Regions from separate parts of the Homo sapiens genome. Here region 1 is linked to region 2. The links are chromatin loops, found by intact Hi-C in ENCODE. Cell type or tissue: Calu3. All regions are shown on one strand. Links, peaks and the distances in the headings refer to the core of each region. The heading gives the core; the rest is flanking DNA. Region 1 has its middle 96 kb from the start of MIR297. Region 2 has its middle 52 kb from the start of MIR297.

The links. A loop is a pair of places that touch in the nucleus more often than their neighbours do. Peaks named below come from ENCODE experiments on the same cell type or tissue, not always from the same donor. Only the 100,000 strongest peaks of a DNase experiment are listed, where the experiment ranks them.
Region 1: it touches region 2 in a loop (2.1-fold over the local background); 2 of 110 quality-filtered maps call a loop at or near these places.

The regions. Positions count from the first base shown.
Region 1 is chr4:110,948,577-110,965,047 of GRCh38, reverse strand. No RefSeq gene overlaps it. Among named protein-coding and RNA genes, the nearest start is that of MIR297, 96 kb to the right of the region's middle. In Calu3, for the core only: no CTCF peak of the experiment used is centred there; no DNase peak of the experiment used is centred there.
Region 2 is chr4:110,800,123-110,816,593 of GRCh38, reverse strand. No RefSeq gene overlaps it. Among named protein-coding and RNA genes, the nearest start is that of MIR297, 52 kb to the left of the region's middle. In Calu3, for the core only: no CTCF peak of the experiment used is centred there; a DNase peak (open chromatin) is centred at 7,853.

The sequences.
Region 1 (16,471 bases), core at 8,548-11,047, 150 kb before region 2:
TCCCCACACCTTTAAAACATATTTTAGAGCAGCATTAACACACGCCCACTCAAATACATTAATGTTTCCATCTCCACTGACTCATTTGGCCCAAACGAGCTCATGTGCTTTCTCAAGTAGATAAATGAAAAGGGGATTTGAAGAGGCATTTGATAAATTACAAAGAAATAAACAATTAGAACCTCATACTTTTACCCAAAAGAAAATTAAAACAAGGAATGTCATAGTATCTATTTGCTTTTATTTGAAGGACGCATAATATACATCATAATATACGTACGCTGTACTTAATAGTGTTTATCTCTGAAAATTTTTTCTAAAGACCACCATAACTGAAATAATAAGTAGAAAATCATCAGAATCTACACCCCTTCCATCAGTATTTAACTTATTGAACAACTTTCAATAATCACATACACAATATACTTATTTTAAAACATAACCATATAAACTGCTTTGGAAATTGTATATTGACAAGTTCATAATTTCTTACTTCTATATATTTAAATTAAGACTTCAATAAATACACCAGTAAATGCATTTATTATTAAATAGAAATTTCTTTAAAAATTCAAATCTTAACATATTAAAAAATATAATAAAAGACTTTTTTGTTCTTTAGTATGCAAGAGTTAGATTGCTTGACCTCTCTTTTAATGACTTAATTAGCTGTACTAAAGCCCAGCTGGGCCTCTGCTGACAACATAGCTAGATATTTCAATCAAGCAGCGTTATGGAGAATAAGTAATAAATGCTACCTTGTCGCCATACAGTCCCAAACCATAGTGCATGCTGGTAATGCTAAATTTGATCAGTATGCCTCGTATTTCAATTAGTCGTGGTCTGAATCCCTAAAACTGTGTAATGTGTATGAATTCCTGATATCAGATACAGAACCACAGTCTCCCACAGTTAGAAGCCATTGAGTTTGCTTTTATTAGCAGCCAATTAATGGCAAAAATCTGCATCGCTTTTAAAATTTATAACCTCCATTCCAGCTGCATCCACGGCTCCTGCTATACTGTATACAATCAGATCCATATCACTGTCGCAAGTCAGACAGCTGCAAACTGTATTCTGTCCGCAGAAGTAAAAAATCCTTTCATACAGAAGCTTTTTTTAACCTCTTAGAAGTTCTTTTCAAAGCCCAGCAGCACTAGTCACTTTGCGACAATGAGCGATTTAATACAGAAAGAAAGAAATCTACACCAAGGTAACCTCTTGGGATGTGCTAGGTTTTCAAACGGAGTGAAACCCTACCACTCCGGCACTGCACAAGGGCAAGCAAAGCCACTTCTCCTGACCAAGGCTAAGAAAATATAAACATATAAAACCTGACCCTCATCCAAAGTTAACCCATTGAAGTCTCCGTAGTCATTAAAACAAAGTGATATAACACAAGTTCAATATTAAGTAACTTACATAAAATTTTGGTATTCAAATTTGTATGCCTGAACCTTAGATGTTTCCCTCATATTACATCTGTGGAGATCACATTCCCCATCAAGAAGCAGTTTATTACGTACCTCAAGATTTCTAGACATTATTTTTAGGAGCCAGGCTCTTTCTGACATATGATAAGACAGGAAATTTAGATGTGATCAGATTTAGTAACAGAGCATAATTGCTTTGCGTATAGCTAATGCTGTCCTTTCAAGATTATTAAGAGAATAGTTCAGCTTTATGGTATTATATATTTAAGTTGCCTTGTACATAGTATTCTGTGAGGCCTGGAATATTTGATATCTGATCATTATAATGTTATTTGGGAGAAATAAAGTAGAAAGTTTCTTCCTTTGGTCTTTTACATACAAAATGGCATTAAATTTTAAAATACATAATAGAGATGTTTATATTAATACATATGTATACGTTTCTATGTTTGTTTAACATAGGATTTAAAAGATAGATAAAAGAATTTACCTGGAAAAAGAGGAGCATGAAAAATACTCACCAACTCTAATACATAGTAACAAAAATGTTGTACTAGGATAATACAAACTGCTGCCATGGCTATTTAAAGACAATAAAATCCTATTTTACAAATTTCAGCTGCTAATAACCAGCATTCTTTCTAACTGCTTAAATACTGCAGTAAGACTTATAATGCCACTGTGAAATCATAAGCTAGTATTTCAAAGGTGTTGTATCTGTTACAAATTTAATCTTCACTGCTTTGTCACAACTGATTTCATCCCAGCAGCTTGGAGATGCAGCATAACAACATTCTTGTTGTCCTAGACAACCTGAACCAAACTGTTAAATACCTGCCTGATGCCCATGAATGACTATAATATCGCCTATGGAATCTCCCAACAACCACCCTCAAAATGTGCAATTAGTCTGTTCCAGTTAATAGGAGGAAAAATGTATGCTTTACGACGTTCACAAATTGTAGGCATTTTAATGGCAGAGACAGAAATTCTGTGCTATATTTCATAAATGGCACAGTATTGTGTTCATTGTATTAAAAATATTCTGCTTTTAATACTTTATATTAGGACATTTCACAACTGTGTAAAGTAAGTTAACATAGGTTTGAATCTAAAGTAATTTTCTTCCCACATGAGGAAATATACTATTTCATTAACTATAATGGATATTAGAAGTCCGTTTGGTTTTTACATACCAAACATTTTTGTCTTTGAAATATGTTTCTGAAAAAACAGCTGTAAAGCAAATGTTTTTGCTTCCTCCCAGGTATACAGTGACACACCGTTTGCGGTAGAAGCGAGGTGAAATGATCTGAACAACTGAAAGAATTTGTGTTCATGAAGTTGCTCAGACAAGGAGCTGATGGAGCAGGGCATTGAAATCTCCTTGCATATTGGAGTTTAATTATAAAGCATTAGGTTAAATTTAACTCCTCAGAATCATTATGAAAATTTGTAACTCTCTGGGACAATTTTAGATCCATCAACTGGCACATAAATTTAGCACTCATACACTATATGTAGAAGTGTGTAAATATGCAAGCAGCCACCCCCACCCCATAACAATGCTGTGTTATTATTCCACAAGACAACACTTTTGAATCTGAAATCTTTTAAAATTACTAATCTGTTGCTCTTCTCATGGAACATCTTAACTACTTCATTTGAATGTACTATTTAAATAATACTAGGAAGTAGTTCTCAATGAATATTTAATTACTGAGTACTATGGTTTAAATCTTCCAACCAAGAAAAATAATGCATAGAAAATTATATTTATTATATATCTCAAAAACTGTTGAAAATTCTGAAGTTCTAGCAAAGATCACTATTCTTTATGAAATACACATCATCATTACAATGTCTGTGTTAGACATAGTATGAATATGATCTGTATGTCTTCAGTGAATTCAATAACTTAGAAGATGTCACAATGTAACTTCCAAAAAAATGAGAACACAATTTTGTTTATACGAAGACCTGGCATAAAATAAAATATGAATGAATCATTTTTAACACAAGATACAAAAACTCAGTTTGCAGGCAAATTAAGCAAAAACAAAATGTGCTTATTGTAAATATCCTATCCTTATTAGGAAACAATTACATTGTTTTCAGTAGATTTTTAATTCCTCTTGATGTGCCACTTAAAATGATTTGATTCCAAACTACTAGTGATGCAAGTTTAAACACATCCTTTAACTAGCATGGTAGTGACATATATTAAGTTGCCCATATGCAATTCACACTTGTGACTTTTCTCTGCCATTCATGAATTATGCAATTATCCCTAACTCATGGAAATGAAAGTGCATTAACTGCCCACTGTCATGTATTGTCTCTTTCTATGTCCTTGCGCACATATTTCCACGGCTCATTATTCATGGATGCATCTATGCAAGTGTAAATGTACACACATAATATGGAAATAGTCACACATGGATAAATAGCAACCAGACACTTGTTTGTAAAGATCTATGTACTTCATTCCAAACAACAAAATTTAATGAGGAACACCTCTATCCTTGTTATGGATGCCGCAAGGTAAACAAAACGGATGCCATTGTTATAAAGTAATAGAGGGATTTTCTCACACAGGAAGGAATGAAGTTGTTGGTGTACAAACCTGAAACAGCACCCTTTCATCTCTGACAACTGTTTTTCTAGCTTTTTCCCCCATTAAGAAATATGCTTTTCAGCACTGATTGAAATCTCACTGGAACACTATTCAAAAAATACTGACTGTACCTTGTGTTCCTAATCCTTATCTTTTCTCCATGAATGTTAAGATAGACTTGTAATGATGGCATTTCATTCCTAGAGAAAACAATTGTTTAAAATAAAGAGTTTTGGGGAAATTAAAATATTGCGTTTTCTCCATTGAATGTTATGGTCATGTAGGTGATTCCAAATTTTGAATTGAGCATCGAAACAATTTGCTCCTGACGTGATGTATTCCTCAGGAAAGTTCTCTGATTTTAGTCTAATAAGCACTAGTGAGCACACACGTGCAATGATCTGTGATAAGGGCAATCATGAGGATTCCTTCTGATTTACATTATTTCTAACATAAACAGATTGCCTCGATTGAGGTAATTATTTCTAACTAAATAGAATGAATTTTATCAGATATTCAGGTTGTAATTTGCATATAATAAAGTTTTTTAAAATGTTGCCTCAGGCAATAAAAGCAATATTTATTGACTTAAACAAAAGTAAAATATTTTTTCCACAGCACAGATTTTTTATTGCAGATAGTAAAAATTTCATGTTCAGAATTTCTTAAAAATGTTATTTCAGCAAGATAGCCCATTCAGTGTAAACCATATCTACATAAAATTAATTGGAACATGCTTTTTTTGAAAAACAATTATTTCATAATCATCTAAGTACTTTATTAAATATTATTTAAAATTAAAACTGAAATCATATAGATTCATAAAGAGATTTCAGTGGTATCTTTATTATATATTAAGAAAATGAAATACTTGATGTCAATATTTTGCTGAAAAATGCAGCTTTTCTTCATGATTATACATGCTTCTCTTTTTAATTATTTGATTCTTTTCCTAAGCAAATTTAAAATCAACCATCTTTGTTATACCTAGATAGTTAGACAAACCTTAAATCATTCTCACTAAATATTGTTAAATATTTTGTTAGTTAAGTTATATTTCAAATTCTGCTGCATTTCTCAAGTTACAAATAAATTTCATGATTCTCACATTTTATAGATATTGATAATATGTAAGAAATCTACTCATTTTAATTAGACACAGTGTGACTGAAAAGCTAAAAAGAAAAATGCTGGTAAGTAAAAGATCAATTTCAAAATCGGAAAGACAATAAAATAAACAGGTGGAAATATTCCCCATTTTAAGTTGCAGTATGTAGGAAATGCTTTTCTTTTTAGGAGAAACTTTTTAACAGGTCCTATTACTGCTAAAGTACAACAGAAATCAAATGTGTTAATCTCTAACACACTATATTTTTTATGTATGTAAGTTGTGATTCACAGAAATACTTTTGCCAAGGCAATAAAAATACCCAAGAATAATTTAGGATAAACACAAGTTTTCATTACTTTTCAGTAATTTCACTGACATCATAGATAATGTGTGACCAGTAGAAGGCACTGTTACAATAAATATATACATACAGCTGCTCATTTACAAACTGGTTGGACATTCTGATTAGAGTTTTACCAACTTTTTACAGCACAAATATTCTTTTCATGTAGACATTAAGTTATAAATTTGTCCTGTAAATGTGAAGAAAAAACTCATTGTGTAACTCTTTCTTGTGTAATTTTCAGTTGGATTTCAGCCCATTTACAATTTTATTACCCTCATTTTTAATTTAATTCATAAAAAAATTATGTGGTCACACTTACCACCCTTAGCACTGCATTTAAGGAATGTTGCTCTCTTGAGAAAGAACTCAGACTGTTGCAGGATTAGACATAGATTCATGTAGACCTTGCTTCAAAACAAGCTTCTGATTTCATTCTTTTTAACCTTTAGAGGTTTGATCATAATTTGCTAGAGCATGCAGGCATGGTCTTTTAATGGAACTGCTTGGATGTATAAAAACACCTCTAATTAAATCTCTGTGAAACATACCACTAACAATGTTGTTTAGTTTGTGTTCGTATACAAAAGCTCTTGAATACCTCTCCAAGTTTACAAAATCCACGTTAAAGGAGCCAGCATTGCAAAAAAATGTTACGGCATATGTTTGGATTTTTGTATTTCAGAGTCCTGACTACTTTATCTGAATTACAGATTTAGAGCTTTGTTATGTGTGATAGTTATGATAATATGATCACTAAAGGCACAGAGACAGGGAGACTCAAATCCCTTTGAAAATCCCTTTCTCTATTTCCTACAGCTGCTGCAGGAGTTTAATATCTGATAGAATGATGAAAAAGAACAGGCCGAACTCCAGTTTTAATAAAAATTTTAACAGGTCTACATATAGTTATGAAAAATGTTATTTGCAATGCCGATTTTTAATAAAATTTTCTTAAACCAAAGAAAAAATCCTCAAGGGGAACCTGATATGAATGTGTTTTTCATATGTACTATTTAAGGCTCTTTAAAGGTTATGAAAGTGATTGATAAAATAAGTTCTATTCTATACAACACAAACCTAAACGTACTTGCACTTTTGCATTTTAATCAAATAAATAAGCAAAGCTTTCATTTTGTGTGTTGGATCAGAAACAAATATTATCATATTGTGTAGTCAATTTTTATTCTTAGCAAGAAAAATTCATATTATTAAATGATGGCATTTTTAAACAAGTCAAAGCACTGCTAACACACACATTAAAGTAGTCTATCATCTATGAATGTATGATACTAAGAAATAATACATTCTCATGAAATTGGAATTGTGCTTCTTGTGTTTTTTGAATTTAAGAAATCATATGAAGTTTGAAGACTTTTTCTTCACAAGAGAAAATAAACACATTAGGTATGACAAAATGAAATTTAATTTAACCCAAGAGCTTCATAACTTATAAAGAATCTCTCTATAAAGTAAAAACGTCCTAAATGAAGGGTCTCATATGCAGTGGCCTGTGTGGGTGCCCTGTACTGTAATTACCCATTCATCATGATAACACAGCCTGGAAAACAGTCATGAGATAACAAGGCCGGGTCCCCAAAGTATCTATGTTCACAAAAAATAGAAACAAAGTGTTTCTAGGAAATCAGAAAGACATTTTCATTTACCGATCTAATCTACAGCAACTACAAAATAGGAGCTCCTTGTAACTTCCAATATGCTAAACACAATCAAGGAGTTCAGTTTTAAGCCTTAAAATGTGTGAGTTGTTATTATTTCCATTAAAACCATTGCATTCTAGTAAAACACTGATTTTCTAGCAACACTGACCTTGTCATTGTTTCTGAAACATTTTGAATATCATAGAAAGACTTTTTAACACAATATGCCATGTGTAATATATTAACATTTTCTTTAAAAACTTGATAGACTTTTTGAATTTAAAACTAGCTATACTAACAGAAGACAGCCACTATATTCTTTACAGAGGAGCATGCAAACTGTAACCATAAAGCACAGTCTTTATTTTATCCCTAAATAAATATTCACTTTCGAAAACATTAAATTTATTATGCACTGAAATAAGGAAAGGAAAGCATTACCAATCTTATTATAATACTAAGAATTCCAAGGCTAGAATAATAAGCAATATTCTAAACCTTTGGCCCTCTTGTACATTTTACAACAGGAAATTGACAGTTGTGGATTCGTGTCTTATTCATAATCCTACCATTTAACCATTTTTAAAAAACAACTTTTACAGTTCTAGAACCAAAATTATTGATGTATTTTGTTTACTTGATATTTTTCTGTATTTTTAGTTAAAAGACATATTTTTGAATGGGGCAAAATGGGGGGCAGGTGATCTTAATCAGGGGATTTGAGAAAAACTGGTGGACTCAAGGTAACAAGAATGAAAGAAAGAATAATTCATTGCTGGGACCATTTTCCCCCTTGATTTCTGTATTGCGATTACAGCAGATTACCTCCAACCAAATATGATTTATCAGATACTTGTAGACACCCTTGATAAATTACACAACTAGGAGTGCAAGTTTCTGATATCATATCTGAAATGTAAACACTTGCTTATAAAACCTATGATGCACAAAAAAAGATGAGACAAAACCAAACATCACTAAAATAATGCTTCAGCTTTAAGTATATCTTAAATTTCCTACATAAAGTATTTTCATGCTATTTTAAGAAAGACAATTGGATGTTTAATAAGAGCATTTGCTTTCAAATTGTAAACCAAACTACAATATGCTAGTTTAAACATGCTTTGACCAATTTCACTTTTTAAGATATTACAAGGCTCTAAAAAATAAAAACTGGAGATTTTAGTTTTTCCAGGAAATTTCCACAAACTATACAAATGTCCATATAAAATACGAAGTCATCTCATTTTAAGATATATATTCAAGCTTTTAATGGAAGCTCTCGTAAAAAAACTTAAATCTTACAGCCCCATGTGGCCATGTCAAACGACATGGATTTTCTGTGCATCAAAATAGACATTTTTTGTGTCTATTTTAGGCATTTCTGTGCTCTAAAATAGATATTTTTATTCAAATAAAATGAGACATTGTTAGATATTAGTTAACATAACTTATTTTACTCTCATAGAGCAAGAAACTATATTCTATAAGCAAGTTTCTTCCCCCCAAAATCAAATACACATAAATAAAATTAACTTTGATCAGAAGCCATATAAAATTACATGCTTTTATTTACTAATAAGTAATTTAATATTTTAAGAAATTCTGAATTTTTTCCTCCAAGTTTTACTACAGAGTGCTGCCAGGTTATTTGAGATTTCAGATATACACAGCCCCTGAACAAAACTGTCTATATATAGGTGAAGAAATAAGAGGTGGTCTCTTTTCTTCACAGATACTGTACATAGTAATTTTAATCCATGTTTTCATCTACATATTTCAAAGGGTTTAAGAATGCAGCATTTTGGGGGGGAAAATTATAACAACCTGAAAAGTTTAGGTTTCTATTTTTATTATTGAGGAAGTAGATGATATATTAAATATTATCTAAAATTATCTCTCTGCTTGACTTTCATGTTTCCATAGAAACCACTTGAGGTATTTCAAAGCCACAGTAACTCTAAACACTGGTCTTTATAAAAGCTTTTGTAAGCCTGACTGATGATTATTTTCCCCTCTAAAATTTAATGGTGGGATAAATCACACTGAATACATATATTTAGGTTTCCGATATACAATATTTTTTAAAATAAGTGCATTTTTATAAATACAGAGACATGGAGAATAAGAAATTCTCAAATAATACTGACTTTATTTTACTAAGAAACAGAGTATTACCCATTTTTCTGTATCTTCAAAACAAATTATCATGAGTTATAAGAGTTGCTATAGATTACTGCATATTAAGCAGATTCTAGCTTTGAATTTCTTTATTGGCCTTGATATTTATGGTCCTAACTGAGGATTCCATTTAGCCATTAATTACATATTTCTTGCTTAAGACCAGGAGTACCTGAGAGATCAATTTTTAAAAATTTCATATTCTAAAATAATATCACCAGACAGCCTCTTTTTAAGAAAGTTAGATAACTTGAAAAACAGATAAATTAGAATGTGATTATTCATATCACAAAAGAATTCACAGATGGTTTCATGGAAATAGGGAGTTCCCTATTTAAGTGTTTGTTGACAGATCATTAACTACTTGACAAAGAAGCTATGGGGGCAGAAAAACTTAGAGCTCAAGTGCTGGGAGACACTGCCAATGGGAGATCAATCAGATATGAAGAAAATAAAGCATCCTTGGAACGACCACATGAATCAGAAAATATGACTTACTTTATATTCATGTGTGTATGTGTCTCTGTGTGTGTAAAGAAAGAGCATATATACTGTATATCTACATGTGTATATATAAAATGTGTACATACATATATACACACAGACACACACACCCCTACACACACCTAAAGAGTCAACTTTAACCTAGAATAAGACACTTAACAAGCTAGCTGGATTTCCTTTATTTTAGAAACTTAAAAATGGTTCATAGATGTTTAAGTGTATATTGTTTTAAAGCACGTCCACTGATAGAATATATGAAATGTCTACTTTCAAGCTTTGTAGTGGATCAATTATCACAAACTTAATTTTCTTGTATGAAGTAATTACATTCTTCTTACTATTACAAACTTACTAAATTCTTACTGTGTACAAGGCATTTTGCTAGACAATTCATTATACAGGCAAAATAGAATTTTAGGTTTTTTTCCAATGATGTTGTAACTGATATGTTTAGAGATTTGCTCTTAGAAAATGTTAAATTATAATGGATTATTTACAAAAATAACATCTTTGGGTTTTTTGTTGTTGTTGTTGTTGTTGTTCTTGTTTTTAAGATCATAGATCTGTGTTCCAAACCACTAAAGAGACATCCTTATCAATCAGGGTGGTTAGTGTAAATAAAAAAAAATAAAAAAAAATAAAGCTTGTAGAAAGCTTTGTCTTCAGTAAGTATTCCATCTTTTTTACATTTTTAAAGAAAAGAAAACAACACATGAGGTAAAGGGAATAAAGATGAAAACATACAAATTCATAATAAATATCCTCTTGGTTTATTGTCAAGACAAGCATTGCCTTTGATGCATTAACTGTTAACGACAATCTCTTGAGGATTGCTAAATGAAAATTAACATTTTACTGAAAAATGAATAGCAAATAAGTTTCCAACTTTAGATTCTCTAACATTTCTTTAATACAACAAAAACATATCGTAAGACGTGAGAATTTTTGCAGTGATTGATACCCATTCACATTATTTGGCTTTCTCAACTACCCTCAGTCTCCAACTCAATGCAATTCCAGAAGCTTGTATTGATGGCTTCCTGCCTGCCTAATAGTGGAACTAGGCAGTCGGGCAATAAAATGTGTACACAAACCGTGCTTTCCAAGAGTTTACCCACATTATCTCAGATTTTACCCTATAAAATGATTATTCATTCTTTAAAAAGTATCCTGATAAGAACCTTAAGAACCTTGTTAGATTTCTGAAATCAGTCCAAAAACTTTTAGTGCTTTATTTTTATAACAAACTTTGAACACAGCCCCAAGTTTTATATAGGGCCCCTAAACCATTCTAGATAAACTAGAATAAAGTGAACTTTTAATGCACCATTAATTTTAAAGTATTTTAAATCAATTTTCCACCCGCATTTTTGAAATAAATTTAAATTGCCAAAGCATTTTATTTAGAAGACAAAATCGTACAGGGCATAGAAGAGAGTTACCCCTTCTTTCAAGTGAGTTACGAAACTTAAAAAATTGCTTTGAAGTCTAAATTGTGACACTTCATTTGGATTTGGGGAGGAGGAGTTAAAGAATAAAGCAAAGTTGTGCAGAAAGGGGGAAAATGTAAAAGGGAGAAAAGAAAACAAGTTTCTTATTACAACTAAATCAAGGAGAGATGGATTTGGCAGTAACCACTGAGTTAAAGTATAATACACTAGAAAGACAATATAAGACAAACACATGTATTAAAGGTAGCACACTTCAAAGCCTGAAAACAATTCGTAACATTCTAAATCTTTCTTACCACTCTTTTGGAGTAGTTTCCTTTATTTCAATCCCACCCTATCTCAACATTCCATCACAATCCCAGCATTCCATACAAGTGTGTGTCACTAAATTCAAAAATAAGCACTACATATTTAAGAAATCACAAACTCTACAAATCATGTATAATATATGGCATCTTAAATGAAATTTTATTTTAGTTTCACAATAATAAAACAATTACATTTTAGGTACATAAATCAACTGTAGCCTTTAAATATATTTGTTTCTTAACCTAATACCTAGGCATACACATGTAGAGTATTGATACATCTTGATTATTTGGGAAGTGCTTGAATTTAGATGACAAATTTCATTTTAAAAAATGTTGACTGATGCATTAATAAGGATTTGCTTTTTTTGAAAGATGAGTAATTTGTCTGGTTATATTGCATGAGAAACACAGTTTAGTGCTCATTTTAAAGATGAGCAACTTATTAAGGGGCACAGACTATTTTGGTTTGTCTTGATTTCACTCTGTTTTAGTATAAATTTGCAAATGGCTGCTTTGTACAGTATATTATTCAAGAATGCTCACAATTAATATTAAAGATCCTGGGGTCCCCTGAGATCTTCATTTCTGGGAATCCTGAATTTCCTGAGGTGGGTTCATGTACATGAAAAAAATTCCCAGGACCTGCAAGTTTATAACTACATGCCCTTCTGCCAGAGACCGCAAAGCCTGGGTACTCTGGGTGTCAGCTCAAAACTACCAAAGTAATTTGATAGAGAGATTATTTATTCTTTGGCATTTTGACAAAGAAATCTTTTTAAATGAGCAGCTCTAAAGACATAAAGAATTTTATTTAATTTGATAACATCATGATTTTTCTACAAAATACTAGTCTCACATAATAACTGGTTCCCTTGTTAAATAAAAATATTTAAAAAGATATATTTACTGTTTACAAAACAAAATAATTTCCTGTAGTTTTAAATTATGTAATATATATGTCTGAAATTGAACTCATTGAAAGGTATAGAAACATTTTCAAGTAAATTTTAATACCTTAAAAAATAAACACGGCATTTTTAAAGTAAGAGTACTTATGTTTCAGAAAAACTATTTCCAACAGCCTTGAACTACCTCCTTCATTAAATTGTGCAAAATTAATCATGTCATTAAGTGTGCTTCTTTCTACATGTCTCTAGCTAAGAACCAACTTCAAAAAGTGGTAATGCAGCCTTTAATAAGAGAAGAAGGTATTTTAGTGGTCATTTTAGTACCAGTCGCTCTATGTCACATCAAAACTCTTGGATTTTGTTCCAAACCATTCTCTAACAGCAATATACGCTATGTTAAAGGTACATTAAAATTTGTGTGTATCTCTGGATTGGTGGCACAAGCAATAAGAAACTGATGCATCAGTGACAACTGAAATAAGCAATTATGATAGGTTTTTCTAGACAATACTTGACATTTTTATTCATAAAAATATGCCTTCTACTTGTCTATTTAGTACAAGCAATGCAAGGAAAATACATTTTACATAAGAAAAAATGGTGGTATTATTTATGTTTTAATCAATATATCAATCATCTGATGAATACTGATGTTTATTTTGAAGGAAACAAGAAGAGTATGACTATTTCAATTAAGAAACTTTTAGGGGGATGTTATTCCTAAATTAAATATAAAATTCCATCATACCAAAAATAATTACCATAAATATTTCTAATGCTTAGTAATAAATCACTAGTTTTTGACCCAGTGATGATGTATTTACTTTAAGAAGCAAAAGAAATATGTGGTAAACTAAGGGATTTGTAAAATATCATGATTTAATTCCTTCCTAAAAATATTACCTGTTTTGAAAACCAAACACCACATGTTCTCACTTGTAAGTGGGAGCTAAATGATGAGAACACATGGACACATAGAGGGGAATAACACACACTGTGACCTATCGGTGGGTAGAGGGTGGGAGGAGGGAGAGGATCAGGAAAAATCACTAATGGGTGCTAGGCTTAATACCTGCGTGATGAAATAATCTGTACAACGAACTTCCATGACACAAGTTTACCTGTGTAACAAAACTATACATGTACCCCTGAACTTAAAATAAGTTTTTTAAATTAACTTAATTTAAAAAGATAAAAATATATTACCAGTTTTTATTCCAAAATATTCAATATTTTAACTAAAATACTTCCATGGATATTTTGAATATTGAACTTTGGATCTTTCCTGGAAAAACATCTGCTATGCAATTTACATAACTATTCAGTATCTGGGAAAATTTGTTCTTAATTAACAGTCAAGACTCACTAATGTCAATTGGCTCAATATTTAAACAAATGTTGGCAGAATAATTTTAGATTTAAAAAATGGCTGGAATAGAAAGGTCTAGGTAATTTAACTGCTTCTAAATTACTGCAATTCTGCCTATAAACTTAAAATGTCTTACTTGGGAAGCGTTTTCAGAAAATGAGTTAGAGAAAAAATTGGTAAGTGAGCCAAGTGAGGATCAACTAGGAGAAACCACAATATTCAATGCAACCGAGCTTGGTTAGAATGCATCACATCTTTTTTTTTTTTTTTTTTCCCCCTGCATACAAGGATTTGGAAAGTGGTAACTACAACAAGCCCTGTAACACTATCTGTTAACAGGAGACAGAATCATTCCAATTGAAGCAGAATTAAAAGAGAGCTTTTAAAATGTAATTGACAGATAGATAGATGGATTAGATAGATGGATAGACAGATGATTGATCGATAGATAGCTGCATAGATAGATGGTAGGATAGCGATAAATGATAAATAGATATATGTTTAAAGTTCTCTAATATGTCAAGCCATTATGTTTTCCTCTTTCATTGCTTTTCTATTCTTTCTCTTCACACAGAACCATCTCCTCCTCCATCATGCCTTCTTTCCAAAAGTTTTGGTGGTAGGTGTAGAGAAGAAACTAGGCCAAGCAGAAATACAGGTCTCAAGCAATGGCCTACTATCTAACACTGGAAATGAAGGGAAGTGCTATCCGTATTTTTGTAAGGGATCTCGATGAGATCTAAGCCATGATTAAGGCTGAGTTTAATCTATCACAAATTGTTGGTTCACAGAATTTTTACTTTTTAGCTAGTTATTAGAGAATTCTCTCTAAACTCATTTGTTCCTTTACCGATCTCCACTCTAAGAGTAATATTACTGTGCTTGGGTTATAAATGTTTTATGAAAATAAACTTTTACAAAATATTCTGAAAATTAAAAGTTTCAGAAATGACTTTAACCCCAACTCTCATTTAATATAGGGAAAAACTTGAAATTGCTTATGTATTGATACAGTGATACTATGCACATTTGTCTAACCTTTAGTTCATTGACTTCTTTTGCAGACCTGCCAAGATTTTGAGAAAATAAATGCTATCATCACAGGATGGCCAGATGACGGACCTATACAAATTCACTTTATAGTATCAAATCCTTTTATCAAAATCATCACTATGATATGAAACTCAACATTGCCTTAGGGAAATAGCTTCAGGGACATGCTTACAATGAATATTCTTGAACATTTTATTCTAATGTTTAAGGAAGAACAGTAACAGAGAAGGCAAAACATCAGCAAGTCATAACATTTTGAGTTTTTCATCTTCAAATAAATGAACCAAGGAGGACTAAAAGACAAGTGGTAAATGACGATGCCAAGAGACTCTCCTAAGAAGTTTATGAGACACAAAATCTCTCAGCTTTACTTTGTTAAATACACAAACACTGGATTACTGTGAAGAAAAAAATGTGCTACAAGAAATTACAGTTAGCCTTACCAAATGGCGAAATATTTACACAAATCATATCCTCATTTTGTGTGTGTTTTTTGTAAGATGACGATTCTTTTGCCAATATTTTTTCTCAACATTTAAGATTAAGAAACACTTGGATTTACTAATGAATATTTGTCTACATAGAGACATGAAAAATGATTAAAATAGTAAAAAACTTACATTTTCTATCATGTAAAATTAAATTACTTGTACTTTAAAGATGAACACATCACCAAATATCTGTTGATTTTGAAAGAGTGACTCTATAATTTAGATATTAAGTATTAATTAAAACATTCTAGATTATATATTTTATATACATATGTTTAAATAATGGCACACTAAAATGAATATCAGGCATTCTTAAGGCAGAAGTCAACAAAAATTTTCAGAATATTTCTATTATGTATGTTATCTATCCCTCTATTTATATGAGACTATATTAGATATGCATGGCATGGAGGTATTTGGTGGGTGATGAGCTATCTCAATAGATATTCTTTGCCCTTGCTTCTCTACTCCTCCAAGGAAGCATTCTGGACTTACAAATGAGGATAAGTAGTGTTTCTTGGTATAGGGAAGACTTTGTATTAGAAATATGTTTTAGCAATAAGTTTCTGAAAATAGGTAATATATAGGATTAATAAAATGCTAAAGTAGAAAGGAAATTTATCATAGAGACTTATATAATGAATTCTAGAATCAAAATTTAGTGTGTTTATATATTTTAACCCTTTTAAGTTGCATAGCATCATAGCACTACATATTTGCAGGATTGGTTATTCCATTTATTTAGAGACACTATGAGTCAATGCCAACTTATCCCTTGAAATGAAACTATAGTAGCTTTCCTTTACCTGTAGTTTCTGTGATTTGTTACCTGTGGTCAGTCAGTTTGAAAATATTAAATGGAAAATTTCAGAAACAAATAATTCATAAGTTTACAATTACACATCATTCTGTTCCACTCTGTCCCCCTCAGGATGTGAATCCACCCTTTGTCTAGTGTATCCAAACTGTATATGCTACCTACCCATCAGTCACTTACTAACCAGCTCTATTATCAAATCTACTGTTGCAGTATCACAG
Region 2 (16,471 bases), core at 6,874-9,373:
GGGTGGAGAAACATGTCATTAGTCATAGGTCCTATGAGTGGAAAAATTTTAAGATACTTGAATCATGATCTTTAAAAATAAATGCAGCTATCTATAATAAGTTCTTCATTCTAATCAGTTTTTTTCTATGCTTAATTGATACTATCTTGCAGCAAATAACTATGTAATGAAAAGAGATGGTTAAAAATGAGTTGCATGCTTATTTTAAAACCCAATCATTTTTATTGATGTAATAGGGATAACAAATCTGAAAGCATAAACGTTATATTGTAAATAATATAAGGTTTTTGACTTTTCATTTATGCTTCAGAATCCTAAACACATTGTCTTACTTATTTGTAATCCATCAACCCAGGTGACAAATAGTCTTCTATATTTACCCACCCAGAATATACAAGAAGCATACTGTATTAGCAGCTGAAACTACAAACGCTACTGTCAATCAAACAGTCTGGCAGAGTACCATATTTCTTGTCACCAAGAGGCTTAAAGCAAAGAATCTGTGCCTAATTCTTTTAAACCTTATAGGTCAAAAGGTTTTAAAATTATTTTTGACACCATTTCTTTGCTTTGTCAACAGGCCTGAGTACTTTTTCGCTTGTAAAGGATATAAAAAATGACTCATTCTAACATCGCAAATTTATGGGTTTAAGACATCACTTTTCACGGTAACATAATTCTTCAGGCAGATTAGATGATTGCTATGCCTCAAAAATATTTTGATCTGCTTTTGAAAACTGTGTCCCAAAAGCTTGGCTACACAGTACCTAGAACTGGGCCAAATGGCCAATGGGCACTTGGAGGTGTTTTGGGCTATGATAATGGATATGGTCCTAGGGTAAAGGGTCTTTACTCAATTGAGCTGATTACAACTTCTAGGAACATTATCAATTCCCCGTGGCCTACACTGGATCACAAAGAACACATTTTAACAGTTCTTTAAAATTAATTCCTCAAAGACCAAATCATATGAATGCACAGCTTTTGATAAAAATTCCCTCTATGTATAAGGAATATTTCAGTACACATGTTTTCCCCTTGAGTTTTTGTTCCTCTCTTACTTGTTTCATATTCAAGCTACTTCAGTGTACATCCCGACATTTCTAACCCCTGTCCCAACTTTCTTCACACCTCAAATATCTCTTCTCAATCCTATGAGCTAGACAATATCAGCTGACTCTCTCCCACTCAGGTACACTTCTCTCTATTTGATTCTTGACACTTTTGCTGAGGTTATTTTTCTGCTCATCAATCGCTTTTGCTTGCATTAGCTCATGAAAACATATCATTGTGTTTTTATACGCCACTCCCAGGAAGCAAATCTACCCTTTGCCTTCCTTATTTAATCTTCTTACTCTAATAATAATAAGCCATCTTCATGACCACATACCTTACACCTAACATACTCTTTCTCTGCAAACTTAATGACTTCACTCCCTTCTTAAAAATCTCTGTCTCCATGAAGTCTTTCTAGACAACTGAAAGGCATTGACAAGCTCCTCCTGGCCTCACCCTGACTAAACATGAAACACTTTTCACAGACTCTCAGTTACCACCCAATAGTGATACACCAGGCTACTGTGTAGGTTTTTATTATTTCTTTTATTTTCTCACTATGTGCTTATGCTGTCGGGTGTATACCTTTTATGTCAGTCTGTGTGGATGTGGTTGGTGAGCAACTATAGAGTTCTAGAAGTTATAAGTGAGGCAGCAATGCATCACATGCAATGGCCACACAGTTAACATTTTCATGATGATGTTGACAAGCATTTAGAACTATAAGTTTTCTCCAAATTCCACACTGACTTGATGTGTATTATTCCCCCTTGTTTCCATTTATTAGGAGGCCCAGAGGTACCTACCATCTAGTCAGTAAAGAGGAAATGATTCAGAAAAGAGTGATTATAATATTCCCTCATTTATATACACATAAGAAAGAGAAGCATATATATATATATATATAACTACACAATAATTAAAATAAATATGTAATTGTACAATAAAAGTCAACCAAAAACAACTACATAAGTATATAATTTCCAGAGAGGAGGAAACATCTTTTAGATGTCTTCAAATACACTCTCTCTCAGCCCAAACTCTCAACACTTAGAAAAACAATCACTATTATAGTAATGATTGCTTAACTATGGATTTTTTAATGCTATCTTCAATAAAAATTGAGCTAACTGAATCCATTGCATAAAAATTCCCCAACACTTTTATTTTTTTTTCCCAGAGGTAGCAGTGGTACATACTAAGCCATAGCTTAGGTTTATACTTACTGTGAATGTGTTATAAAGCTAAGGATTTTGTGGTTTTTAAAATTTACCATATTATATCCAAATGGCATTTTGCAAGCAACATGTGTATAAATTTGGGCTGTAATTGAAAATGTACATGAATAAGAAGTAATAAACATATTGTCCTGAAATGTTTTTCAATTAGGATAACTTTACACGTGCTTGATTTTTTTTCATATGAAAAGAATGTTACAATTACCAATATGATACTATGATGATGTGGGGTGTGGCTGTAAATCTCAGCTGAATTTGGTCAGTAAGCTATTTTTAATAATTTTGTTTCTACAATTTTATTTGTACAGCCTAAAATCTTAAATAATTTTTGTTTTCTTAGCCTTTGTCTCCCTATTTACTTTCCTAAATATGGTTTTTTTTAAGGGAAAAAAAAACACCCTATGCCAGAAAATCTTAAAGTAAGCTCCCTTCTTAAATCCATAGTAAAATCTACGGCTTCCACATTTGCAAATAGTTTTATAATAGACCCTTCTATCACATTACTTGGAACTAAACAAAACTGGGATTTTAGCAGAGAAGGCCTGTAGATATTTTATACGTAGAAACATAAGGCCATTGTCTTATAAAATTAACCTGCTCTTAAGAAATTTCTTGAGTAACAATATTTCACATGTTATATACAGACATTTTAGTGACACGCATGTATGTACTAAAAAAGAGAAAAAAGATCTAAAGTTTAGAGTTAATCTGTAAATCTGTGGGAAGGCTTCCTGATTTCAGGGATATTTTATATCTCACAGATATAAAACAATGATGTTTTGATAGAGTTTTAGTGGTAACCTTTACAAGTCATATCTTGTGCTAAATTACACTTTAGAGAGAATAGTGTTATAATAAAGTTCTGATGTATCATTTCCCCTTTTACATGACACATATAAATTGTATTTTCCAAGTCAAGCCAATAGAAAGCTCATTGCTGGGTAAAGTTTGAGCTGTGTTTGAGCCATGGTGAACCAGCTTTTCCCACTCCTTTTCACCTTTCAGCTTTCAATTGCTCTGCTTTAGAAAAAAAAAAAAAGACAGGCAATAGAGATAAATTTGACTTTAATGACATTAAATATTAATATTAAATATTCAGGATTTCCTTTTGAAGATAATTATATAGTACTCATATATTTCACAATAATGTGACTAAGATGATTGCCTATCTGAAAAAATAAATGCCCATTATACCTTGTGCATAGAGGGAATTCAATAAATATGGAGTTTGTTAAAGGGAACTCAGCCGGCAACTGTGAAATCATAAGTTAATAAATAAAATACAATGATGATTTACCATAATCAAATTAGCCAGTAACATATATACATATTACAAGTCAGCTCTCATAAAAAGGCCTTTGCTACTTTTTCTGACACAACTGCATGATTCTTTTTATTCAGTGTACATTTATGTGATAAACTCTCATTAGAGTCTAAAAAGTTTGATATTCCCCTTATAAAACATACAGAAGGAGAGCTCGTTAAAGTAATGGATTTATTTAACAACTGTTTTTTTCTTCAACTTTATTTTATGTTATTGTCATCTAGCTGTAGGCTGATCCAAGTCAAATAAAAAAGTTTCTTCTGAGAACCAGAAATGGCAGCTCTGACTGTCATGGAGTATAGAGGTATAGTTGCTATATACATTCTTTACTGGATAGACTATCCCTTAACCTACAGCTGATGAAATACTATGTGCAGTGAGATTCAGTTCCCTTTCCATAGATTACACTGTGTTGATTCTGTTTTGCTTTTGGTCAAATGCCAGAGCAATACATTTAGCAACAAGAAAGCGGTGCCGCTAATTAAAACAACATATTCCATCCCAACATATGCAAAAGAAAATAAATATTTAAATAGACATGGATTTGATAAAGACTGTCATGATTAAAATTATACAAAACAAAATGATAGCCTAAGTATAGTGAGTTCTCTCCCCCAAACCTTCCATCTTAACTGGATTGCAGAAGTATTCAAATCAAAGAACATTTAAAGATAGATAGGATAGTAAATCTAAAATTAAAAAGAAACACAATTAATAGAGAGAAATTCATATTATGAAATATTTGTTTCAAAATAAGGTTCGCTGATTTTTTTAAGTTTTTCCATAAAATTTTGAAGAAGTATGAATTTTTTAATTACATTAAATAATGTACTTACCTATTTAGACCACACATTTCTAAATTCCTGTATTAATTTATTCAACATATATTTACTGAGCACCAGCTAGGTGCAGGGCACTGTGCCAGGTGATAGGATTAAAAGGATGAAAAATACAGATATATCCCATTACCTTAATAGTTCAGTGAAGTTAATAGTGCAATGAGGGGAACAGAAAGAAAACAAATAAATAGATACAAAAGACAATACCAAGTATGGTTGAAGAAATAAACTGAGTTTGAGATAAACTAAAAAACTTTAGACAGAGTGGTAGGAGAAGTTCCTCTAAAGAAGAGACATCAAAGCTGAGACCTGAAGGATGAGAAGGAAATGGCCACACAAAAGAGAGAAGACCAAGGGGCAGTCAGAGAGACTACCAGATGCAGAGGTCATGAGCAAGAAGCGTTTAGAGAGGTCTAGGGACTGGAAGAACATCAGTGGGATCAATCTGGGAGGAATAACCTCAGTGGGGCTAGAGAAGGAAAAGAAGTTGGATTATAAACTCTGGAAGGAATTATGACCAGAAGAATGGATGCTGTTAAGATCTATTATAGAGGTAGAATCAACAGGACAGGACTGTACTGTTAAAACTTAAGATATCTTGGGCAGTGAGACCCAGAAATGTTAAACACATTGGACAAAGTTACCCATTTAATGGCAGTGACAGCACTAAATCTCAGGTATCCCAAATCATAAATCTAAAGTCCTTATAGTACAGCAACTGTTATAGTGTGTCACATCATGTCCCACATTTACAGTGTATGTCTTGCAATATCATCTCTGAGAATTTATTCAAAATATATTTATGAATATGTGTATATGTAAGTATATTAATTGAGTATAAAGTTATAATCTTTGGAAATCACAAGCTTTTTCCCAAAAACTCAGTGAGAATAGGTATTTTCTTAGTGTCTCCTGGTCACAGTTAATGTTTGATAATACAGTTGTACATCTCATGTTTCTCAACAAGGCCTCTGTGGTGAGACTGGAGGTTACCCTCCAAAAACCCCTTCTCCTCTTCATCTAGGACACATGGCTGTGCAGTTAGAGTACCTACAATTCTCAGTCTCTCTCCATTGAAGAGCAGCCATGAACTAGGTCCCCACCAGTGGAACTGAAGGGAAGTGGTCTTTGCCACTTCTGGGACTGGCCTATAAGCTTCCCTCCTAGCATCAAGCTTGCCATTTTCACTTTCTTATTCCTCCTTCCACGAGCCTGAACACAGACATGGTGGTGACCCAGCATAGACCATGCAGATGATGACAGTTCCCTAGGGTATGTCAGAAAAATGACTTTGAGCAAAACTGAGTCCTTAAATGTACATAAAGAACATGGTTTCCCTGTCATGTTGGAACTCTAATGTGAAAAAGAAATAAAATTCCTTATTTTTAAGCCACAGTCTTTTTTTTTCTTTTAATTACACTTTAAGTTCTAGGGTACATGTGCACAACATGCAGGTTTGTTACATATGTATACATGCACCATGTTGGTGTGCTGCACCCATTAACTCGTCATTTAACATTAGGTATATCTCCTAATGTATCCCTCCCCCTCCCCCGACTCCATGACAGGCCCTGGTGTGTGATGTTCCCCTTCCCATGTCCAAGTGTTCTCATTGTTCAATTCCCACCTATGAGTGAGAATATGCAGTGTTTGGTTTTTAGTCCTTGCAATAGTATGCTGAGAATGATGGTTTCCAGCTTCATCCATGTCCCTACAAAGGACATGAACTCATCCTTTTTATGGCTGCATAGTATTCCATGGTGTATATGTGCCATATTTTGTTAATCCAGTCTATCATTGATGGACATTTGGGTTGGTTCCAAGTCTTTGCTATTGTGAATAGTGCTGCAATAAACATACGTGTGCATGTGTCTTTATAGCAGCATGTTTTATAATCCTTTGGGTATATACCCAGTAATGGGATTTGTGGGTCAAATGGTATTTCTAGTTCTAGTTCCTTGAGGAATCGCCACACCAGCTTCCACAATGGTTGAACTAGTTTACAGTCCCACCAACAGTGTAAAAGTGTTCCTGTTTCTCCACATCCTCTCCAGCACCTGTTGTTTCCTGACTTTTTGATGATCGCCATTCTAACTGGTATGAGATGATATCTCATTGTGGTTTTGATTTGCATTTCTCTGATGGCCAGTGATGATGAGCATTTTTTCATGTGTCTTTTGGCTGTATAAATGTCTTCTTTTGAGAAGTGTCTGTTCATATCCTTCACCCACTTTTTGATGCGGTTGTTTTTTTCTTGTAAATTTGTTTGAATTCTTTGTAGATTCTGGATATTAGCCCTTTGTCAGATGAGTAGATTGCAAACATTTTCTCCCATTCTGTAGGTTGCCTGTTCACTCTGATGGTAGTTTCTTTTGCTGTGCAGAAGCTCTTTAGTTTAATTAGATCCCATTTGTCAATTTTGGCTTTTGTTGCCATTGCTTTTGGTGTTTTAGACACGAAGTCCTTGCCCATGCCTATGTCCTGAATGGTAATGCCTAGGTTTTCTTCTAGGGTTTTTATGGTTTTAGGTCTAACATTTAAGTCTTTAATCCATCTTGAATTAATTTTTGTATAAAGTGTAAGGAATGGATCCAGTTTCAGCTTTCTACATATGGCTAGCCAGTTTTTCCAGCACCATTTATTAAATAGGGAATCCTTTCCCTATTTCTTGTTCTTGTCAGGTTTGTCAAAGAGCAGATGGTTGTAGATGTGTGGTATTATTTCTGAGGGCTCTGTTCTGTTCCATTGGTCTATATCTCTGTTTTGGTACCAGCACCATGCTGTTTTGGTTACTGTAGCCTTGTAGTATAGTTTGAAGTCAGGTAGCGTGATGCCTCCAGCTTTGTTCTTTTAAGCCACACTCTTATAGGATCTCGATATTTCAGTGGCCTAGCTATATACTAAACAATAAAGACTCCAAAATCTCTACCTGTCTGTGCAATTATACTTCCCATGTTACGAATAATCTTGAACCTTAATAAGGGGAAATATAAAAGTCATAATGGAATAAATCACTGGCTTACCCACGTGGTATTTTCAGGATGTCTTGTTGGGAGTGAAGGTAATTCTGACACATTCATTCCCATTCCATCCCATGTGCACATACACAAGCACTGGGATCCATTGTAATACATGACTTTCCTAGAGGAAGTGGCAGCTCTCAAATAGAAGGCAAATAATCCCCCCTGTGATGGTCAGTCACTCTCAAGTCTGCAGGCACAACTGCAAAACATATTATTAAGGCAATGCCTGTGGGTTAAATCACTAAACTGCATGGGTAGGCTATGGGATATTCTGGGTGTAGGTGACTGTGAGGAAGACATAGACTAGTTTCAGTTCAGTACTGGAACCGTGACTCATGAGCACAAAGGTGGAATGAGTATCACAAATAATTACCCAGCCACATGGTGCCCAAGGTGAGCCAGTCACTGGTGCTATAACTGTGAATAGACTTCAGTCTCTCTGAGGTTGGCAAAAGTTCTACTATTCAAAAGTATGTCAACACGATAACTCAGAATCATTGGTTGTAGGTACCAACTGCCAGTTCAATCAATTGTGGGCAGGACAGTAGAGTCACATGACAACTTTTACCGTAGGTAACATTTACGGCTCTATTCCTCAGAAGGGTGATTTGGAAGTCAATGTTGAGTAATTCATCCACTATCCGATAGTGGTAGCAGTCATAGTACAGTCGTCATTACCATAGTAACAAACATTTTTTGAATACTTACCAAGTTCCAGGCACTATGCCAAATGCTTTATATATACTATCTAATTTAATCTTTATATAACCTTATTATCGTCCCCATTTTATAGCTAAAGAAACTGAAGTGTAGAGACATTAAGTGGGACAACAAATACCCAAACTCAGGCAGTATAATTTCAAAGCTTCATGCTCAATAATTGTATTGTATTATGATCTTTCTGTAGCTACAGTCCATCATATTCATATTTATGTTCCCAAAGCATCTAACCTATAGTTACCTGCATGCAACAAGTAACAAAAACACAACTGGGAGACCCATGTTTAATTAACTAAAACAATGCAGTTAGGGTTTCCATTGTCCATTCTTACTATTGCTGTAATTAAAAATAATTTGGAAGGAGTAAGTGTCAACATAATAAAGCTTTAGTGCAGCATCCTAGAGATATTTGCAGATTAACACCTTGTTTGCTAATTGTGTCAGTGCTCAACTTAAGTTGCAAAATATGAATGTAAAGAGTATGAGAGTCTTGCAGATGGGATTGTTAAAGCAAACATCTCCACATATGTTTTAGCTTCAGCTCATAGAAATAAGGCTTCTACTGTCTCTCCATATGGAAAATCATTGAAGAGAGCATTTTTGTCCCCTCTCTTGCTGGCCTGCTTTTCACTCCTATCTACTCCCAGAAAAATGAGTTCCTGATCCAATTGACAAGAGCTGGGTTCATTTGCTAATAATGGGCAGGGCTACTGTGCCTCAAAAGCAGGAACCAGGCTAGCACTGCCGTTTCTTTAACTTACTGGATTCAGGGGCAGTTCTTCGCTATTCTCTCACTCCCAGAGTTTAGACACTGGAGCCACCTTGTCCTTCACATCACTCTGAGGTAAGAAAATCTGTTTTTGTGGACTCACCTTTGTCTCTCTGCTCCACTTTGACAGAGATAGGATTTTAGCTTTCCAGCAACTGGCTCAATTTATGGATTCAGAGTTTGTCTTAAAGGCTGGAAAAGCTCTACAGGCAATCTGAAATGTGCGGATCCCAGGTCAAGAGAGGAAGTCCCTAATGTGGGATCCCAGGTTAAGACAGGAAGTCCCAAATCCAGCATTTGTAAGAGAGCACTGGATGGAGAGGTATAGCACACTTGAACATATACTCAAAAGAGCTGCTTTATATATATGTGTGTGTATATACATATTATATATAATATATAATACATATAATACATATGCATATAGTATATATAATACATATTATATATTATATATAATACATATTATATATAATATATAATACATATATATGTATATATATACATATAATATACAATACATATTATATAATATATAATACATATTATATATTATAATATATAACATATTATATATACATATTATATGTTATAATATGTAACATATTATATATACATATTATATATCTCATATAATATATAATATATATAATATACATAATTTTTCTGGTTATAGGAGTAGATAGGAGTGAAAAGTGGGCCAGCAAGAGAGGGGACAAATATGCTCTCTTCAATGATTTTCCATATGGAGAGACAGTAGAAGCCTTATTTCTATGAGCTGAAGCTGAAACATATGTGCAGATGTTTGCTTTAACAATCCCATCTGCAAGACTCTCATACTCTTTACATTCATATTTTGCAACTTAAGTTGAGCACTGACACAATTAGCAAACAAGGTGTTAATCTGCAAATATCTCTAGGATGCTGCACTAAAGCTTTATTATGTTGACACTCCTTGCAAATTATTATCATGTATATAATATATATAATACATAATATATATAACATATAATATATATTATATATAATACATACGATATAACATATATATTATATTATATATAATACATACTATATAACATATAATATATATTATATTATATATAATATGTATATACACACACATGTACTTTTCTTTAAACGTCGATTCTATCAGTCAGATCCCTTAAGGGAGAGAAGTGCCACACAAAACCCACAACAACCTCTCTGATCATCAAGAAGTAAGACTTACAAAGTTTTTCAAACTTAAAACAGAAAAACTGCTGGAATCCATTGCCACATTAATTTAGGCCATTGTATCATCCTCAGAATAAATCCACACCTTACTGCTATGGTTGAGATTTCAATTACAAATAAGATACCTCCTTTAGGTAAATTAATATTGAAAATTTATCACAAATAAAAGAGATAAAAGAATAGAAGTAAACAAAATCAGTTCAATTCACAGGTCAAACATGTAAAAGTAGGAGACAGATAAAGGCAGACATGAAGATTTAATCTTCACATCAATCCCAACATTGCTTAATACAACAATACGGCAGGGAGAGGTGTTGTATGTGTTCTGTTGTTTTCAGAAAACACATATAAATCGAAAATGAAAATTCCAAAAGAACACTAGCTTCCATGCCACAGTATTTTTTAAGGTATTTTAGAAACTAGTTAGATTTTAAGTTTCAAGCTTTCAAATGTGCTTTGTGTACAGAAAATGTTTGATATATTTACTAAATATTGAAGAAATGAACATCTTATGGGCTTTGTTCTTACACTTAAAGCTGTGTTAAACAGTGCTGTGTGTATTTCTACACATATATAATAATTGACCTCTTTCCATATTTTGTTGCTATATAATATATATTCTGTGAATTGCACATTCTTGTGCTATGCCATATATGCATGTGTGTGTGTGTGTGTGTGTGTGTGTGTGTGTGTGTGTGTGTATATATGGGATTTTTTTGCCAAATTTTACCATTGCTTATGTGTACTATTCCTTACATTCCCACCAACACTGTATAAGAGTACAAATTGATAAATTGCCCCTCAAACTTACTAAGACAAAGAAGTTTTTAAAGCGACACATAAGAAATTTAATTAAATACAAATCTTAAATTCCTATATGTCAAAAGGTAAAAGAACAAAGTTAAAAGACATCCAAAAACTAAAAAAAGTTATCTTCAACATTTAAAGCAAAGATTAATATTTTACATTTCAGACAGATTATCCATATGAAAAACAGTCATAGCATAGGATTGTGAAATTCACAGACTATATATATACATATATATATACATATAGCAATAAACATATGAAAAGGTCAATTTCATCAATAGTTTAAAAAATACTTTTTAAAGCCATAATAATTTTATCGCTATTCAGAATGAAAAAAATTTAACAAGTCGATACAACCTATTGGTAAAGGGTATAAGAAAATTTAACTCCTATATACTATTCCTGGAAGTATAAATGGTAATTTTGTGTTTTAGAGTAATTTGCACTGTCTATAAAAGTTTTAAATATGTAATATTCTACAACTGAGCAACCCCACTTTCAAAAATTTATACCAAAGAAATAACATAGAGTAGGTACTTAAGAATGATCAGGACAGCATTGTTTTTAATAATAAAAAAAAAGGTGGGGAGGAAGAGCCACTTCAAGTTCCAATATGAGGAGGGGCTAAATAAATGAGACTATAACAATATAATGGAATATTATTTGGAAGCCGCAAATATAAATGCTTCAGATCACTAAGCAGATATGATAATAAAGAGTTGAGTGAAATTAATAGGAATCAGAAGGCCTGTCATCAAAAGGGATGCAAATTCCATTTTTTCAAACACATTAAATGGCTCAAACCAAGCAAAATTTATGTGTAGTCCCTTTCCCCAGCAGACCTCCAGACTGTGACATCTGAGGTAGAATTAGATAGAAAGATAGAATTAGATAGATAGAAAGCTAGCCATAGATATAAAGAAAAACGAAGTTAAATTACAGGACCAATGAATAGCAGAGTCAGTTGTTTGGTAGATATGTATACATAGGACTGCCTATAAACACATGAAAATTGAAAAACATAGGTTAACTGGGTTACCACTCTGTTGTAGAATTAGTGAAGCAGGGGCAGTGCCTAGGGATGGCTCTCACTTGTACATCTGTGTTGTTTCCTAAATTGTTTAATTCTAAGTAGTTTTTGCATTTTGGGTTTTTCAGCATTTTTCAAATAAATTTTTTAACAAAATAGAAAGAATACAGAAATTCACAGATATAATTTCAGGAAAAAGAATAGAATTGTATTTAGAGTACAGAGATAAAGCATATCTTCCTTCAATGTCATAAACTTCAGTTATTTTTAATTTGGGCCATATCTTTTATAATTAGTCAATCATTCAACCAAATTTTTTTTCCAAAGAAAAAATGTAATGAAAACTTAAATTAGCACAAATATTTAAATGCTGAATTTGCACCAAATAAAGACTTCAGGGAGAGAAAAAATAGTTTGGAAACTTTTGACAAGACTTTTCAATATTTGAGACATTTTAACTCAACTTATACCAAAACTAGCATATTTTCAATGACGTTACCAATTCACAGAATTGCATAAGTGTTGAAGAAAGTTATTTGAATATACCAAGGAAGGGCACAGTTGAGTTCTATTTCTGTTTACTCTGTATAGCTTTAACTTTGTGGTAGAAGATTACTTAAGTGAGCATTTTGGGTTGAAGAAAAAAACCTTGGCAGGGCATTTTAAGCTGAAAGCATTTGATTTTTTTATTTTTATTTTTTTACCATATTATAGTTTTTAGCATATCAAGGCTTGTGTTTAGAATTTGTTGTTACTAATTCTTACTAATTTTGTGTGTGTGTGTGTGTGCACGCACACTTCCTTTATTTGGCACATCATCATGCATTTTTACAGTCAGGTTGAATTTGAGGAAAGCACTACTATAAATATAGAAGGTTTTCTCAAGGATATAGAAGACAGGCTTGATTTTGTTCTTGCAGAAACTCTAGAATCTTCAGGCCCAAGCAATTTAAACCGTTTGTTAATTGATTACCTTCCAGCCCTAGATGATATACACTACGTATATCATCTATGGTCACTTAAACTGACTCCTAGAATCAAAAGCAGAACCAGCATCTCTTATGTGACAATATAGAGAACATAATGAGGTATTCTCCTAAAAGAGACATAAACCACTAAGTAGCAAGGAATACATGCCCTAAAATCTGTTATTAAATTAATTATTCTAAAAATTAAATGTTGAAAAATAAAACTTTATGGCTAATCATTTGTCTCCAGCTTTTTAGGGCAACTCTCATTCAGATTAAGTCCAAAGAGCTTTGTAAACAACAAGAAACATATGTGCATAGGAGCCCCAGACACCCTGAGATCCACCTCTGAGGTAGTCATTGAAGGACTCTTAAGTGCTGAAATAGTCTGGGCTCACACAGGACTCAGTAAGTGAAAGCTCATTTGCTGCTATCAACAAACAAATTAATAGTACAGAGTAATAATGCAAGAGAATTCTTGGTGCAGTTGTGCTGTTTAGAGATTCTCAAGCATACTCAAATGTGAAAAGGAATACATTTCTTTCTCCTCTGTAGCTCAGCCTCAGATTTTTGTTTCCAGGATTCCCCCAGGTGAAAGTAATCTCTCACCTCTAGAATTCCATTTCTGCACTTCCATTTCATCTCCCTTGTAGTACACAGTTTGTGTACTTTTTAAACATATATCAAATCACATGGCCGGGTGCAGTGGCTCACACCTGTAATCCCAGGACTTTGGGAGGCAGAGGCGGGCAGATCACTTGAGGTCAGGAGTTTGAGACCAGCCTGGCCAACACAGTGAAACCCCCGCCTCTACTAAAAATTCAAAAATTATCCAGGGTGTGGTGTTGCATGCCTGTAATCCCAGCTACTCGGGAGGCTGAGGCAGGAGAATCTCTTGAACCTGGGAGGCCAACGTTGCAGTGAGCTGAGATTGCACCACTGCACAGGGCAACAGAGTAAGTGAGACTCTGTCTCAAAAAAAACAAACAAAAAAAACCCCACAATACTCTTCTATTCAAAACCCTGCCATGGTTTCCCCATCCTGTGCAAGGAAAAAGCCATGGTCCCTAGTTGGCTCTCTGACTTCATCTGAACTAACCTCCTCCCTCTGCCCCACCTTCTTCATGTTTCTCCAGTCACTCAGACCCCTGGCTATTCCTCAAACACCCCCAGCTTTTGCTCTTACTCTCTGGAGAATTTACTAAGAGAGCTACAAAGAAATAAAGTTATGTGTTTTAAGAAGAAGTGCCCTCATATGAATAGAATTTGGAACATTTAGTGCCACCTCTGCTTGTTCGAACAGAGGCAGCCAAATCTATTTGACATTTTCTCTCTATGTACGTTGCAGAAAAGTCTAATAATTCTCAAAAAACTGTGTTGATTCAGTAATACATCCTAATTAGTATAGCAGACATTGCTTTAATTCGTAAATCTAGTCATTTGGCAACAAATCCATTTTTTACAACTTTTAAAATTTCATTATTAATTGTGAATTAATTAATTACATATCACATAACATTTACCATCTTGATTATTTTAAATATACAGTTCAGGAGCACTAAGTACATTCACATTGCTGTGTAACTACCACCACCATCCATCTCCAGAACATCTTTCATCTTTCCAGATAGAAACTTCAGACCCATAAAACAGTAATTCCCATTCCCTCCTCACTCTAGCCCCTGGCAACCATCATTTTACTTTCTGTCTTTGTAAATTTGTCTATTCTAGTTCCTCATATAAATGGAATCCTACAGTATTTGTCCTTTGTGACTGGCTTATTTCACTTAGCATAATGTCCTCAAGGATTATCCATGCTGATGATGTGTCAGAATTCCCTCCTTTGAAAGACTGGATAATAGTTTGTTGTATGTATAGACCACATTTTGTTTATCCACTCACCAGTCAGTGGACACTTGGGTTGCCTCCACATTTTGGCTGGATATGAATAAGACTTCAGGAAGGGAAAAGTTAATAGCTTGGAAAGTTTTGACAAGACGTTTCAATATTTAAGAAATTTTAACTCAAGTTTTCCACCAAAACTAGCATATTTTAAGACTATGAGCATGGGTATATAAATATCTCTTCAATTATGTGGGATACATATGCAGAGGTAGAATTGCTAGATAATTATGATTATGGTAATCCTATTTTTAATTTTTGAGAAACTATCGTGCTGTTTTCCACAGAAGCTGGCATGTTACTTTCTTACCAACAGTGCACAAGGGTTCCAATTTCTCTACATCTTTGCCAACACTTGTTACATTCTGGCTTTTTTAATAGCAGCCATCCTAATTGGTGTGAGGTAGTGGTAACAAATCAATTTTTATAGCACAAAAAGTTTGCAAATTGATCATCTTTGCCATTACCTAAATACCCCAGCTGACCATGTCTCTGCAGAAAGCAGAACAAAATTCGTGTTTTGCAAAGATTAGATATTTTAGCACTTAGCTGAATGTTCCATTTCCTCACATGTAAAGCAGCATAACTATTTTTTAAATTAATAGGAAAACCATCTAGAGTAAAATGCTAAGGACAAGTAAAAGGGAAGTGGAAAGGATGATGAAAAAATAAACTTAGACATCTTTAGGTGGCTTGAGACTGATGAAAACCTTAATTAAAATTCTAAAGCTCCAAACATTTTGGATTTTTTTGATGGGGAAAGGATGAAAATTTAGTAATTTTATATCATGTGTTTTTTCTTTTGCATTTTTCTTTTGCAACAACTTTATTTAGTACTGTTACTCAATTGTGATAATTTCAATGTTCCTGCTATTTTGAGGATTATTGTTAATATTTTAGTGGATAGTTATTTTCCTTTAAACTTGAATTGTCAAAAATGTTGCATACTTGAGAGTGATCTTATTACATTCTAGGATCAGCCTTTTTTTCCCCAGAGTAATAGTCAATAATTGTATAATGCTAGTCAACAGAAAAACAGGATTCACTTAAGAGAATTTGTTTTTCAGTTAGCTTTGCAGGGACACACTTATTCCACTGAGAATAAGATACCTGCACTGACATCCACTCAGAGAAGTAATAACTTGCCAAATCCTACTTATCAACGTGTATCCTTTTCTCAATTAATTCAAGATTTCCAGTTTGTTTACTTTCATCTCCAAAATAGCAACAACTTCCTTTAATATTTCAGACAGTCTGGCATTTAAGTAACTGATTGATGAATGTTCAATTGCACTCAGAAGGCAACAGCCGTTCTCATCATCTGTAATTCATTAGCATATAATGGAAATGTCATGCCAATCAAATTAAAGTTGCATGTGATAAGAGCTCTTTGTTATTGATTGAAATTTTCTTCTCAGCAACTGTTGTAACTGCATTTGATAGAAATAGGTTCTCTGCCTGTATCCAAGTTGTTTTTATTCTTTTTCCCTCCTCTAGGATGTCACATTCTCTTTCTGTGCCTAGGCAGCAACGAGCATCCTTTCTCCACCAGTCTT